2 separate regions of the Homo sapiens genome follow, and region 2 is linked to region 1. Evidence: chromatin contacts called from ENCODE Hi-C or POLR2A ChIA-PET data. All regions are on one chromosome and are shown on one strand. The core of a region is the stretch at or near the end of the contact, and the rest is flanking DNA. Distances in the headings are between cores, read along the strand shown.

What was found. A loop is a pair of places that touch in the nucleus more often than their neighbours do. ChIA-PET counts read pairs that join two places held with the same protein, here RNA polymerase II (POLR2A). Pooled maps may share reads with other maps.
Region 2: a loop to region 1 is called in a map of dorsolateral prefrontal cortex, with 2.8 times the contacts of the local background. The contact joins two enhancer-like sites. A Hi-C loop is called at or near these places in 2 of 168 maps with a recorded cell type or tissue (dorsolateral prefrontal cortex and posterior cingulate gyrus) and 11 of 50 pooled maps. POLR2A ChIA-PET finds 5 or more read pairs at or near these places in 12 of 52 experiments (AG04449, CD4-positive, alpha-beta T cell, CD4-positive, alpha-beta memory T cell and 8 more).

What each region holds. Positions count from the first base shown.
Region 1 is chr6:90,214,937-90,222,774 of GRCh38, forward strand. All of the region lies in intron 3 of BACH2 (BACH transcriptional regulator 2), which reads right to left. Among named protein-coding and RNA genes, the nearest start is that of BACH2, 78 kb to the right of the region's middle. RefSeq lists enhancers at 2,773-3,431, 7,130-7,838. Within about 2 kb of position 3,280, at least 38 of the 41 ENCODE cell types and tissues checked have a DNase peak (open chromatin) inside an H3K27ac peak, as active enhancers do; they include CD4-positive, alpha-beta T cell, where a contact is called at or near this core.
Region 2 is chr6:90,153,065-90,160,902 of GRCh38, forward strand. All of the region lies in intron 4 of BACH2 (BACH transcriptional regulator 2), which reads right to left. Among named protein-coding and RNA genes, the nearest start is that of BACH2, 140 kb to the right of the region's middle. RefSeq lists enhancers at 3,372-3,516, 3,550-4,749 and a cis regulatory region at 3,444. Within about 2 kb of position 3,972, at least 2 of the 41 ENCODE cell types and tissues checked have a DNase peak (open chromatin) inside an H3K27ac peak, as active enhancers do; they include CD4-positive, alpha-beta T cell, where a contact is called at or near this core.

The DNA of each region.
Region 1 (7,838 bases), core at 2,030-4,529:
TAGAGACAGGGTTTTGCTATGTTGCATAGGCTGGTTTCAAACTCCTGGGCTCAAGTGATCCTCCTGTGTTGGCCTCCCAAATTGCTGGGATTACAGGCATGAGCCACTGTATCTGGCCATATTCTGTACTTATTATCAGCATCTCCTTAGTGCAGCTTATTCTTTTTGAGGGAGTACCATGTCCCAGGTTGTTAAGCCTCTCCACAGGGATCTAGTGTTTGCCTCCACTATGGCCTGAGGGCGTTCAATGCTCTCAAACCAGTTTCTGCCAAAACAGTTGAAGTTATACCATGCAGGTAGTAGTGTAACTATGAACCCCAGAGCTATTCAAACAGTGTAACCCTGGGTTTCCATCCCCCTGGTCTGTGCCCCAACACACAGACTTAAAGCCCCAAACAGACTGGGGAAAATCTTCTTGCCCCCCTTTCACAAGCAATTCCTGTGTGAGTATAGACACCATAGCCCCTAGAGCCTAGAGCCTACAGCTGGGTCTGAAACACTCTAAGGCCAGTGGCATCAATGTCTTCTGGCACCTAAGAATTTCCCTGTCCTGCTTTAAAGCTCGTATGTACTTGAAAATATTTAACCAATATAATACCTTAGGACTTTTTGGGGTGGGTGGTCAGAAGTAGGCCAGGCTTAGGACTTTTTGGGGTGGGTGGTCAGAAGTAGGCCAGGCTGCATGAGCTCAGTATACCATTCTGCCAGAATTGGGTTCCCTAAATGCAATTCTGCCATATTTAGGTTCCATATGTAGCCAATTCTAGCTGTCATTTAGGCTACAACTAGAATTATGTTCTTTGTAGCCTAAGCTAATTGCTGTGACTCTTTCACTAACTCATCCTCATTACAGAGTGCCATTGGGGGTAGAAAGTGCTTACGGGTAGCCCAGGCCTTGAGAAACCTACCCTTAGCCAGAAGCAGCAGGTCCAGGCAGTTACCCCAAGGAAACAGGTCACCTTCCTTCCCAAGGCTGCATTTTCCACACCCAAGTCTGCCCTCAGTTCTGTGGAAAGGAATCTGCCTTCCATTAACTTTTCCATAATTTAGAACTGGATGACTGCACACTGATGTTTTAGTAGAATGAGAGAAGCAAAGACAGCAAGAAATGCAACAAGGGCACAACCACCTTAACACATCAGGGAGGTCTGCAGGGAGTCACTGCGTTCTCCGACAGCAAGCAGCCAAGAGAACAGCCACAGAAAGCAGTTCCAGCAGCTGACCCTGGGGTCCTCTCTGATCTCATTACAGCAGTTGACACTAGTCCTCACAAAACAAACAGAGGAAATTTATGCTTGCCTTAGCTGTGGAAAGCTCCACATTCCTTATTAACGAGAGTTTCAGCTTCTGAGACCACAGCCGCTGGAATGGGGAGGAGGTCAGCTGTGCTCCCAAGAAAGAACTGTGGCTGCTGCCTTGCCCTCTTTCTGGGGCTGGATATACAGGCAGCGAGCCTGGGGCCTAGGCTGTCTGCTCAGGTGACTGAGGGGAAGTTCCCTTTCTGCTAATGTCGACTTCCCTCGGCTCAGACGGTGGGGTCATTTCCTCTTAAACAGCACTGGGAAACTCACTGTAAGGGAGTCCTGAGGGGATCCACCTGCTAAGGTCGCAATTCCAAGAGAGAGGTTGTTCTGCATAACCATACTCAAAAGTACTCTTGCCTGCACCTTCAAAAACTTTACTTAACTTGGAATTCCAACTTAAAACATTATTTCATATCCTTTAATTCAATCTTAGAAGTAACTGAGCAGCCAGCTCATGACGTAAAGCGTGAGCTTCTAAACCAGAGTAAGAAATGTGGAGCAGAAGTTCTGAACCAGAGTGGTTTTGTCTCCCAGGGGACATCTGGCAATGCTGTAGACATTTTTGGTTGTCATGACCCGGGGGAGGGTGCTACTGGCATCTAGTGGGTGAGACCAATGATGCTACTGAAGATCCTACCACGTACAGGACACACCCCATAATAAAGTATTACTGGTCCAAAATGTCAATAGTGCTGAGATTGGGAAATCCTGACGGGGAGGGAACATTCAAGGATATGGGTAGACTTAAAATCATGCCAACTCATAATCACATTATAATAATGTGGCACCATGCAACTTGGGGTCCCCAAAATGTAAACAATTAACAACCATAAAAATTTACCAGTTCTCTCCTTGAGCGAAGTAAAAGCTGTAACTTACACAGAGTAAGACCATCAGAGTTGCCTGGAAGAAGTGGAACAGCTTCAGTGTTGGACTATGTTATCATCAATATCATCAGTGCCTTGTTTACTCCAGGTCAAGGTGTGATCTGAGTGTCTACTATCAAAATTCAGTGGTAGCTATTAACAGAAGGAGTTTATACGTGAAGTTCTATGGTCACTAAAACCGTCTAAATAACCTAAGAATATCTAGCTCTGGAAAAAACTGCAAAATGTTTCAACTTTTAAAATACCAACAAAATATGAGGAACAATGTTGATGTTGACCTACATTCTATCTAGGGTGGCTAAAAGAAATAGCTGCACAATAGGGTTCTAAATAAATGCAGAATTGAAGAAATGCATCATAACAAAGATAATCAGGGTGACTATTTTGAAATGCTCCCCATTTCTGTTTTTCTTTCTGTTTTCAAATATTCCCTCTCATCCACGCGGCATATTTTCATTACATTTGTTGTAAGAATGTACATTTAGATAATCTACTCACTATTCTTTTATGCATTCTTTTACTCCAGCCAAAAAGGGAAAAAGTCCCTATCCAAACAAAGCTAATGCATGTAAGCAAATTTGAAGGAAAAAAAGAATTTCATGAATGAGCGGGAGACAATTTTTTAATGGAATGTTTTAAAGGCTTGTGGTATAAACAGTAAACAAAATTGATTCACTAACATTAATACTGTTTGCCATGATGTGAGAGTTGGTCTTTTTTTTTAATGCCCCAGAAGCTAAAGGAAAATAAATACTGTGGTAGGGAAAAATAATACCTTACTTGGCATTTTGAAGTCATTGCTCAATCCTTCTTGAGCAAGAAAACCATAGTAATGACTTTGTTTTACCTACCGCAATTATGGTACACCTCGCAGCAATCCTTCACAATATTTTCCTCCCTCTGTTCAAGTCCTGCTAAATAATCTCTGGAAACCATTAACTAAGAGTACGGTTCCAATTTTCCTGTTCTCCCTCCTCTGCTGCCTCAGTGTCATGTTGGCGTCAGGACAAAGCAAACTTGTATGACATCACAGAGCAAACTCATTTTCTGTAAACCAGCCCCTTGGTAGTTTACCGCTACTGGAACCCAACGCTGTCAACAGTGTGGTCTTTGTTTGGTGGGTGTTGCTCTAAAAATTTTTTTAAAGTTTCCCAACACCTTCTTCTTTTAAACAGAGGCAAGCTGCTGGAGGCGCCGTCCTCGCCTGGCCCGCCCCACTCTGTAAACTAGACATTACCTTATACACAAATGACTCTAGGCATTCCTCAGTCTAGCTGCCTCACTGCAAAATTCCTATGCTCCTCAGCAGCAGGGCAGCGCACATTCCCCTGGCTTCCCCTCTTTCCTCTTCCCCCACCCTCCTCTTTTTCTTTTCTTTCTTTTTTTTTTTTTTAATTTCCACTGCCTCACTGTGTTTTTGTGTAAATGATCTCACATGACTCAACAAATCCATCTGCCTGAAGCAGGCCAAGTCTGGAGCCCTCCCAGGAGGGAGGAGAAGAATTGCTTTGTGGAAAGGACCTGGAGCTCTGCCCTTTCTCTGGCTCGAATTACCCGCCTGTCAGGCCTGACGGATTTGGCTAAAAATAAAAGGAAACGGGCCGTGAAAAGCAGATGAATGGGCTCAGCAGTTCCTTAGATAACACAGGCCTGCTGTTGCCCAAAGCTCCCCAAACAGAAACTTCAAATGCAGGGCCTCTGAGTCAGTGATGTGGCTTCCAGGTGAACGAGGCCTGTCAAATCCACTGGAGTTGGGGGACATGGCCTGGGCTGTGAATTTCGGTTTCCTTTCCGTGTGTGTGTGTGTGTGTGTGTGTGTGTGTGTGTGTGACACAGAGAGTGAGAGTGCACGCAAGAGAGATTGAGAGAGTGAGAGAACCAGTCTAGTATTAAAAGGTTCTCAGAAAACAGTAGACTTCAGTGGAGTGAAGGCTTGTAAAAAAAAGAAAAAAAATTGTTGTTTCCACTACAAAATTATCCTTCTCCCCACCTCCAACACCAGACATTTTCAGCCTCCCTATGATGTCACTTCTCTGTTTAGAGCCAGCAAAGAGCTAAAAGTCTTTCTTGTAAGTGTATGCCCAGCGCCTGCAGTGGGTATTAAGCACTTAGGTTGGCAATGTAATGACACACTGTAACAATCTGTAATATGAGGCAGTCAGCAAAGCCCTGGCTCTGAAAGCTATTTCTCCCGACCATTAACCATATGTTTGGCTCCTCAGATAGCCAAGCGGGTGTTCCAGCTTACCATCTGGTTTCTATCCACACAAGCAACTGCAAAGCACAGGCTATGTCCCTCTGGAGCTGTGTGTTTCTTTTTCTCTCTCTTTTCCGCTCTTCTCTTCCCCTTTCCTCCTCCCAGCTCCTTTGGTTCCTTCTGCTAAAGAATTCTCTGCCATTCATCACGTACAAAGAAAACTTTACCTGACATGGCAGCGGCAGAGCCATTAAGAATGCACAGCTGTATTGTAAACACGCCAGAGGGCCATTTACCATCCGCGGAATCTGTACAAGTCGGGCTCTACCCCTTCCTCATCTACTGAGTGCTGACACTTGATCCAGCATGTTAAAAACAGGTACATTCTTGAGAGATCCAGGGGTTGCTGTGGTGCCCTTCATACTCACTTCATATTCTGGGAGTGGGGCTTTAAAACACATACACACACACACACACACACACACACACACGCTCCCGAAGTTTGCCTCTGCATTCAATCTGCCTGACGTCAGTCTCACACAGGATGACATACCACCACTGCAAATAACCAACTTAACTACAGGTTTTGATTCTTTTTTCTGCACTAAGGGTTTGATCCCAAGTGTGTATTTTTCTGAGTTTTTTTTTTTCCGCCTAAACAGCCCACATTGAAAGAGATGACACTTCAGAAGAATAAGAACATGCAGCCGCTTGTAACAAATTGACAACCTGCAAAACTTATGCTTATTTACATCTGCACTTTTTAATAGTACACAGCAATGAAATGGAACCTACTATCAGAATTTATAGAATTTTTTCACAATGTTTCCAAAGTATTTACCCCAGAGTTTCTCCGCTACAGGATTTAAGGTCCTTTATAACTCTATACATTTTTAAATGTATGAAGGAAGATGTATTTGATATATAGAAATTAGGTCACTTTTCTTCCTGTCCCCCTAAGAATAAGGTCTGCATTAGCAGCCCATTTTACCGAATTAGGAAATTAAAGTTAATTCTTTCCCACACACTGAAAAAAATAAGGGCTGGTTTCTAACATATCAAGAACAAAAGAAAGAATATCATTAAAAAGTGACTAACCAGAATGTCAGATTTTATCAATGTGGCAGAGCTACAGAGGATTTGTCAGGGGAGGACTGTTTATTCAGGCTAACAAGGGTGCCAGGAAGGCCACTACCTATGTAAACTTCTTAAACCCACAGCCCTTGTCAGTCCTCATTTCCATGATCTGAAATAGGTGTTGTGTTAGCTATTTCTATCAATAAGGGACATTAAAATTCTGCTGCATGTAGGTTTTTAGAGAGTGACAGAAAAGGAAATTTTTAATTTCAGAAGCCTTAGGAAAATTGTCCACAGATGATGGCGTCTATTAAATGCTGTTTGAGGTCTCAAAACCATAATACAAACTTTAAATTGCATTAGCTTGACTGCCAAGAAAAACAATAACAGCATAGTTAATAAAAAGAAAGAAAAATTAGCAATTTAAAACTTCAGTATTTTCATAGTTAACTACCTGGTTTTCTAAGCACTGCAGAATCATTTTATTACAGGTATTTGTGCTTTTCATAAATACTGGTGCCTGGGCCCCTTTCCTCCAGCTCAATTATACAAGGATCCCTGAGTGGGGAGGTATTTTTGAAAAGCTTCCCAATTTTGTGCAACTAAAGTTGAGAAGTGTTGCCTTATGTGAACTAACATGATAGTAGAAACCATCTCATCAAAATAAAAATGAAACCTTTGGTATAGAAATGTAAATGAAATTTAGGAATAGAACAGTAGCTTTCCAAACTTGTTCTGAAGTGAAATCTTCAATCAAACAAAATCTTATATGAAATCCCTATAAGCAAGATAGGTAAAAAGCAGTAATTTATACTGTCCTTTTATACTTTTAGTCTGTACAATATTCATGGATTTTTTAAGTTCAAAGTTATAATTTTTTAATCATAAGCCACCCAGTGAGAAAAAGGAGGCCATTTTATTGAACACAAAACCTGAAATTGAGGTTAAGGCTGAAAGGTCCAGTCCTATACACCTCAGCATCTAATTTTTTCCATGGCCAATGGTTAAGATGATCAAGGTCTGATGTATATAAAAATAGCAGTGTGTATAGCAGGATGAAAATTAGTTCATAAGTTAATGTAATAAACATCCATTAAGTGCTTACTACACACGAGGTACTGCCCTGTGGTCATCAGAGAAATAAGTTGCAGCCTTTCCCTTGAGGAGTCTACTTAAGACGACACCTAATGGCAGAACAGCAAGACAAATGCAATAATGGAGGTGCTGAGAGACACTATATGGGAAGGAGTGGCTAATTCTGCTTGAGGAAATAGGGCGTGACATCACCAGCAAGGGACAATTAAGTCAGGTCCTAAAAGTGTGAGCAGGATTTTTGACACCTAAAAAAGGAGGGACATTTCAGAAAGAAGAAACTGAATGTGAAAAAAATTAAAACCCGTAAGTATAAACAGGGTTGGTGAGTCTGGGGGTTATGAGAAATTCTGCAAGGGACAGGAAGGGCTGGGAGATGAGGCCAAAGAGGTAACTGAGTCCAGGTTATAAGAAACTCTAAATGTCATGATATAGCTTAGACCAGTGCTGGCCAACAGAAACACAAGGTGAACTAAACCTGTAATTTAAAACTTTTTAATAACCACATTAAACAAATAAAAAGAGAGAAATTTACTTAATATTATAGAAAAAAGTATTATTTTAACATGCTATCAATATAAAAAGTATTAATGTGCTATTTTACAAATTTTGTTCATACTGAGTCTTTGAAACAGGGTGTGGATTCTACACTTACGGCACATCTCAATTTGGACAAGCCACATTTTAAGAGCTCAACAGCCACCTGTGGCTAGTGACTATTATATTTGGAAAGCACAGGTTTAGCCCTTATTTTGCAGGCAGTGCAGACCAAAGGATATGCTTGGTTTTATTTCATGAGACAATGGCAACAATGTGAAGAAGCAGAAACATTGGGTCTGGGAGAAGGCTTCTGAGGTGGCTTCCACAGTCCATGCAAGGGACACAGAGAAGAACAAGGCTCAGAGCAAGTAGGATGGCATGGAAGAGTCAGAGTCAGAAGATACTTGTAAAAGGAATTCAGAAAACTTTAGAAGACTGTATGTGAGGGATCAAGTGAAGGACTCACAGAACCATTACATTTTTTTCATGCTGAAATTTGTGCTTAGAATGAAAGCTCACTGATTGTGTATTTAATATGAAGTTTCATTGTTCCTTTTGAGCTTGCTTCCTTCTGCAGTAGAATGCAGTGTCACTTATGTAGGATATAGTAAATTCCTCTTCAAAGAACCAATATGGTACGTTCAGCATGTTCAGCTCTCCTGTTCTTTGTTCTCCATTTTAAAGTTTAAAACTTCCTCGTTCTTTATGTCTCCTTGCCCCTAGTTTCAGTAAACAACCCCC
Region 2 (7,838 bases), core at 2,722-5,221, 61 kb before region 1:
TTTTAAAAATAAGACGAAATCTCATCAGTACATATATCATTAAGTATGCTCCTCCATGAAGATAAGGAGGAATTGGTTCTAATATTCTGTGAAAGGCAAGTATATTTATTAAGGTTATATCTAAAAATATAATTTTCAGAGTATGGCCATTTCATGTAAAGTACTGGTATCAATTCATAGTCAAGATCATGAATCACACGCCCAAGTGGTGACTTATAGTTCTTTCATTTACTAGGTGACTCTGGGCAAGTCACTGTATATCTAAGATCCAGATTCTTTTCCTAAATAAGAGTAATCCTGCTTCTAAATACTACTCCTCAAAATAAATTAAATCAGACCTTGTTGGGTAAGTTATATTCTGAATAAATAAGCAGTAGAAAATCTGATTCCTTCAATTTCAAGTCATTTCAATACTATATTCTCAGTTAATGTCCTGAAACAAATAATCTATATATAAATAAGAGTTTTTCTTTTTATCACACTAGTAACAATTAGAAAAGAAACACTAACAGATAAATTTTAGATTGTGGCAATTAAGTGAATAGCAATCTGATAGCTATAGGATTTACCTTCAAAATCCAGGCACATTCATGTATTTATACCAATCTCTCTCCATGCTAATATTCTTACAGAGGAATTTTATTAAAACATGGCTGAATCTATCATTTCAGTATTCCCAGGCACAAGGCAGTGAGGAAATAAAACACTCCTTCTATGTTATGGAACCTAGAGAAAATAATTCTTTCCTAACCAGTGGGGTACATTTTCCTCCTTGAGGTTCGTAAGACAAATTTTGAAAAAATCATGGTGCAGACTATGTAATTTACGCTTAAAGTATTGTAACTGCTTTTGTGTTAGGATTCATATTATGAGAAAATTCACATATATTACCCTTTTACGGCTTGGTTATAGATCTATTTTGATTATGGTCATTGGAGCCTAAAACATCCACACCCTAAAAAGAACATATCATTCCAATCTCTATCTCTTTTAAAATAGGGACTTTGGGCTATAGCATGTTTTTCTCAATAGCCCAACTCCCTACTCAGAGATACTACTATAAAAGCTGTATTTTGGCTGGGAGTGAGGGAGGAAACAACCCTAGCTATTTGCAGAGTAGAATTGCAGGTTCCATTGGCAAAAAAGTGCCAGAAGTAGAGGAAATGCAGGTTACAAAGCATACAGAGGAAGAGTGACAGATGAGATGAACAAAATTGATTCATGGAGAGAATCAGATCAGGACAAAGGGTAAAAAAGTCTCAAGAGCCCAATCACGTCAAAAAGATCAATTTTTAGGAGAAGTGTAGTCAATAGTGTCTTAAAACAAAATTAGAAGTGGAAGCAATTTTGAAGGTCATTTGAAGAGTAATCTACTCCTTTTATAGATGAGAAACTGAGACCTAGAAGGAGTAGGTGACTTTCTCAAGGCCACTCTATACTAGGAGGTGACAGACATGTGCTGCACAATTCAGAATAATGAGTGGTAGGTTCAGAACCCAAAAAGTTCATAATGAGCCAGGGTAGCCCCCTTCCTCTTTAAGGGACCCTCTCTCTAAGCGCCCCAGCCTTGCTCCCAAGGAGCACTGCACCTTCTGAATCTGGTGAGTGATGGGGAACAACAGGCCAGGAAGGGAGGAAGTATATCTGCCAATGCTCAAAACGTGTTCATTCTGATGGCCCTAGTTCTAGCCTGCCTTTTGAATAGCACTGCGTTAGTCAGTACTGGACAGGAAGCACAAGTGTTACTTTGGCAGGGTCCTGTCCGTAGAAAGAGACCCACTGAGAGCCTCTTGTGTACAGCCACAGACAATGGGATAACCCACATGCTGGCCCCTCCCAGTCAGCTACCAAGGCAGACTGCGGAAAAGGGGACAAACTGGCAGGAAGAACTTGAAGCAGGCTCAACCATAAGTCAGGTTGCACAGCAGACATGAGGAGAAGGGGCACTGCAAAGGGAGAGCTAGGGATCATAAATCCAATGCTATTTGAGGCGGAGTGTCTGCGATCTGTAATTTATATGGATATAATAAGCTCCATGCCTAAGACACCGCAGCCCCAAACAACCACCACCAAAACACAAAGCACATGTTTAAAGGGGTGAATTACCCAAAACATCAGGTTTCTCCACATGGCTAGACTAAGAAGGCTGCAAAATCTATCACTGTTATGGGCTGGAAAGCCAACCAGGAGAGCCTTCTTAGGACTTCTAAAGGGAAACATTCTGGATGAACCTCTTGGTCTTGTAAGAAGGGAGGCTAGTTATGTTTAACTATAAACACATGGCAGTAGGTGTCAGCGATATGTTCCATTCGAAGACTATATAATAAACATCATTTTTGGAAAAGGAAACTAAACTAAGAATAGATAACCTGAGAATGCCATGCAAGGGCTAGAGCAACTTCCCATCCTTTTGCAAGCATTTAGCAATCAGGTTTCGCCTTTAGCTGAACTCCTTTCATTTCATGCAATATTTAATTTATACAGAGATGATTCATTTGCAATAGTAAATCATCACAACATTCTGTAAAAACAACAACAATAACAAAAGACTAGAAATATAGGAGGCCTACAACAAGCACCTAATTTAAAACTGCAGCCTCTTCCTATCCCCAAATTGGCCCTCCTCTTTCCTGCTCTGTTTTTAAATTTTTTTCCTAGCAATTACCACCTTCTAACTTACTATAATTTGCTTGTTTATTGCTTATTTTCTGTTTTCCTCCAATAGAATAGAAGCTCTAAGAGGGCAGCAATTTGTGTCTGTTTTGTTCACAGACACATCCCATGCATTGAGAACAATGCCTGGCACAAGCAGGTGTGCAAAAATGCTGGCCGACTAAAAAAAGTCATGGATGGGTTGTCAATATTGCATAAAGTCCTATTCTCAGATGACAATTGAGGTGGCCTCATCACTAACTACAAGAGATTTTTTTTCCCCAATGGAAATCACCAAAGTTTTAAAAAAGATTGGAATTCCAAGGTTAGTGAGGGAGTTCCGCTATCTGATGAAGCAGTGACTCACCTGAAAAGTTCCAGGGGACCTAATCCCAATGTGCATGGGGCCCAACCTCCTGACCAGCCTTGCATATCTGAAGGTGGGGAGGGAAACTGAGGTAGGTATCGAGTGGTGTAAAAAAAACGCTTCACAAGAGTTTTTCTTTATAGCCTTACAATTTTAATACTTTTGTATAGCACTTCCCAGGCATAAGCAACACTTCCACTGCATCTTACTCTACTTTCATAACAACCCCTGTAGGCAGTAAGAATTATATTCTGAATCTTGGAGAGTGTGCTACTTGCCCAGGGTGGTTGGCCAAAGTGGGACTGTTCCTATTTTGGTTTAAGAATGCAAGTTTTTGGGTTACAAATTCAGTCCTTTTTCTACATGGCATGGCCAAAAATAACATTCTCAAAGATGGGTTACTTAGCTGCCCCACTCTCATGGTTTACTTCAGGGGAGCATTGTACAAAAATGGGTGATTGTCTAGTTTTCATTGCCAATATGCTGGGAAATAAAGAAAATAATGAGAGAACACCAAAGTTTCTACTACCAAACAAGTAGGCATTTCAGGTGGTCTTTACTTAGGGCCTTGCATTTCTTAGGCTAAGTTGTGTTATATTGAGCTGAGGTGGAGGACTATGAAAAAGAAAGGCAGCAGATTTCACAGGGACCATTCAAAGCCCTGCAGGAACAACAACAACAAAAATGCTATGAAACAACACGGAGTAACTCTTGCATAAAAATGGAGAAAAGTAGGGTCTAAAATACATGCACCAAAACCCAAAAAAGACATGGAATACATGACCCAGGCGGCCCTGAAAATCTCATCCTCACACAAAGAAGAACTGTGCAGCATCCAGAGAGAAGAAGGGATGGTAGCTGGGGAGATGAGACCTTTGGAGAATTAACTACCAAAGGGGATGAATCAGCTCACGTCTGACAACACCTACAGATTCTGTCAAACCTGCCGCACTCTTCAAGAGCTTCAAGGCTCACAAACAGGAAATTGCTGGGTATGACTTAACCTGACTCTCAACCTCCTTAGAGAAGAGCTTGCCCCAAAAAGGTATGAACAAAGTGCAGAGCCAAAGGGCAAGAGGTGAAGAAGAATACGAGCTCACATTCCAGGTGTGGGGCATTTAGTGGAAGGAAACACTTTTCGAAACATATGAGTTATTTGGGATTTAGCATTGGGCTCAATGCCAATCAACATATTCACTTGGTAGACCAACACTTCACAGAAATGAGAAAAGAGAAAACAATTACAAAGGAACTCTAAGGGCACAAAAATTTGTGAAGAAGTGAGATTGGGTTGTTAATTTATTCATTCACTCATGATATTCTGCATCAGATTATTTTCAGAAGCAAAAAACTTTGAATTGACCTAAACAGTAAGTAAATTTATTATTTTACACGACAGAGTTGCCTGGAAGTAAAGCCAACCCAGGACTGGTTTAGCCCACAGCTCACTGATATCCTCGAGGGCCTGGGTTCTTTCCATCTTTCGGTCCTATTTTGTAGGTTCCAGGGAAACCCATACCGCTGTGCATGAGCCAAGCTGATGACCAGATCTTGTATATCTAACAACAAATTCACCCACTGGATCAGGAACTGGGGCTGGGACCAGCTGCCCGAGCAGATGGCCGCTTAGAGGAGAGGAAATACTCCAACCAAATCAGGGTTGCACCAGCTAGAAAGGGGCTAATGGCCATTGAGTGAGCCCCTGGAGATATCCACGATGGTCATTTGAAAGGTATTCATTGAGCACCTACTATATGTCCACTCCTGTACTGATCACTAGAAACACAGAGACCAGGAACTGCCTGCACATAGACAATAATGAGGAAGGCAGACATTAATGAAATAATTATACAAATAAAGATAAAATTGCAACTGTATTAAGTGCGATGTTGGAAAGGTATGTGGTGTCATGAGAGCGTTAACTGAGGGGGAGGTGATGCCTCTCTGATGAAGGGATATGGAGCTGCTGGGGAAGGGGCATGGAGAAACATTTCAGACAAAGGGAGCACAAGCAGTGGCCAAGTAGAAGGATGGGGTATGGCACATTCAAAAACTGTCCCCAGATGGAAGACAGTGAGGGTGAGCTTGGAGTAAGACGGAGCTAAAGAGGTAGGCAGGAGCCAGTCCATATGAGTTGTATACAACAGAAGATAAGATTAACAAACATCTTTTTAAATTTTAAAAATATTAGACCATTTGTTCACATAAAGTTTTACACAAACAAAAGCTCTAAAATGCCTTGGTGCACAATGTAGTGTGACTATCAAATGGCCATTCCCCTTCCTTGCAAAATGCATACTTCTAGCCATTTCACTTACACTATCTCATCGAGAAGAAAGGCAGGTGTGGGAGGCAAGGCACAGGTAGACCCAGGAGCGGGGTTGAAAGATGAAGCCACACAGTCATAACTGATTGGGACAGGAAGAAAATAATTAAAGAGGCCAAGCTAGGAAAGGGACATCAGGAAGAGCGTGGCTTTGAGACAGGGTTGAACAGGATCAGGGGCCTGGGCAGGGGCTTCATGATGTGTAGTAAGTAACGAGAGACGGGTGGTTGAGCTGGGGGATGGGAAAAGACCCAGGAGCACAGGGCAGAGTCCAGAATTTACTTCCCTCTCCTATTCTAGGGAGGTAACGATATGGAGATGGCAGAACTCAGTCTCCCTCTGTGTCTTCTTTTGGTGGGGGGGGGGCACTTACTCACATAGCAAGAGGTTACACAAAACTATTCAAGGGAAAGTGCCACAAAGTCCTCTCTCAGCAAATGAAAATATGCTTCAGAAATAAACAACACTGCCACTCCCTCATGGGGCTGAAAAATATCATCTCTTAATTTGATTTCTTAGCACTAATAAACTACATCATAATCTCTCAATAGCTGAGTATAAATGGTCGAATTAACCATCTTCTGCCCTTCAAATACTTAATTTCCATGGTGACTAATTATGCATTTCTTTTACCACATGGATGGGCAAGTAACTAAATGGGCTCTATCTTCTAAAGCAGACATTTAACGTGTGACAAAGTCCTCTCAGATAAACTTGTCTCTTTTGAAATGAGATAACTAATTACTGGGTAAGACAGCAGAATCGTTTCCCTACTGGGAAATCAACTACGTGGTCTAGTAGAATGAAAGGCACGGACCATGGCAAATCAGGTCTGCAAAAACAGTAAACAAAACAAGCCAACAGAACAATTAACACATGTGGAAAAAGCCAAATACAGTATCCACTGCACAGCTGATTTGATTTTAAGACAACTGAATATGTGTTTCAGAAAGAAAGGGAAAAGAGTGAAAATATATGGAAGTATAAGAAAAGAAACAAAACATCCTAAAAGTAAAATAAGGCAACTAAAGGCAAAGGAAAACTTTTATATACGCAGACCTCATAGACTACACAAATCCCTTTGTCTGCATTCTCTAGAGAATTAAGAAATGGTCACTATACATATATTTTATTGCTCAGGAAGGAAGTCCACATCTCTTCCAGAATTCTAACTATTAAATACACAAAGCATTGAGCCATGCAGATAATTCTCTTTTCAAAATAGGGACATAACCTATTTTCTCTAGATCAGATGTAGCTGGCTAACTGAGAGCCCATAGCTATTGTGGTAACCAGGAGAAAAGGAAATGGATGATTAAAGTAAATCTAATTCAATAAGCTAGTGACATTGTACTGTACAAAACTGGGGATGGGAAAGAGGCGGATACAGGCCAAAGGAGGAATAGTGCTTATTTTGTTCCTTTTGAATTTTATCAAATTGTGTATATATTTGTGACTTTTACCCTAAGGAGCATAAAAAACTGACAATAAAAGATTATCTGAATGGAACATTGGTTTTTGGTAAGTGTCAAGCACAAAAGGAATCATAATTTTTTTCAACGAGCTTTCAAAGTATGTATGCTCTTGACATCTGCTGATAAGCTGCAGTTTCCTCCTAAAAACTTAAAGCTTCTCTAAATTCAACATAAGCTTGCTTTCAGTATCTGCAAAATATATGTGGATAAAATTGAAGTTTTCAAAAGGGAGTTACCATAGAAACACACAACTCCCTAAAAGAGCAGTCCATCATCTCTTAAGGGGAACCGTCATCACAGACATGTATTCAGTATCTCTCTGTGCACGTGAGGCCTTAGACAATACACAAAGGACAGTCAGCACTTGCACACTGGACAAATACAGAAATTAGATAAGCCAAGTCCTTACTCTAAGTAAGCAAGGCGGGGATGAGGCCCTTTGTGTATGTGCATGTGTGGGCTGTAGGGGACAGGAATCATGTGAGCTGGATCCTGTGATGCAGCTAAAATGCAGCCATCATAACATTTATTTAAAACACAATTCTATAACAATCTGGCCAGTGCACACAGTTATCACTATGGACTGTTTTCTGTGAATTCTTTTAAAATGAGGATCTAAGTACTAGAAGCAGCACGTACAAAAATAGTTTTATTTTTACTAGCAGAGTAGACTCAAGCTAAAAATAAACTAAATGGGAATTTTGTACTGCAGACTTTTCAAAAACAGTGTCTGTATACCTAAGACAAACACCACCTCTTAATTAGAAATTTCTGTAAAGCATTCCAAAAAGGCCACACTATTTTCAGTCAGACTATATGGTTCTTCAGACTTGGTTTCTCTTGAGACAAAAGAACCCCATGGAGACGACATCTAAGTTGGAGTCTTCACTTAAACCACTTATGGTCTTTATGAAAGGATTTTTGGGCCAGGCACGGTGGCTCATGCCTGTAATCCCAGCACTTTGGGAGGCCGAGGCCGGTGGATCACGAGGTCAGGAGATAAAGACCATCCTGGCCA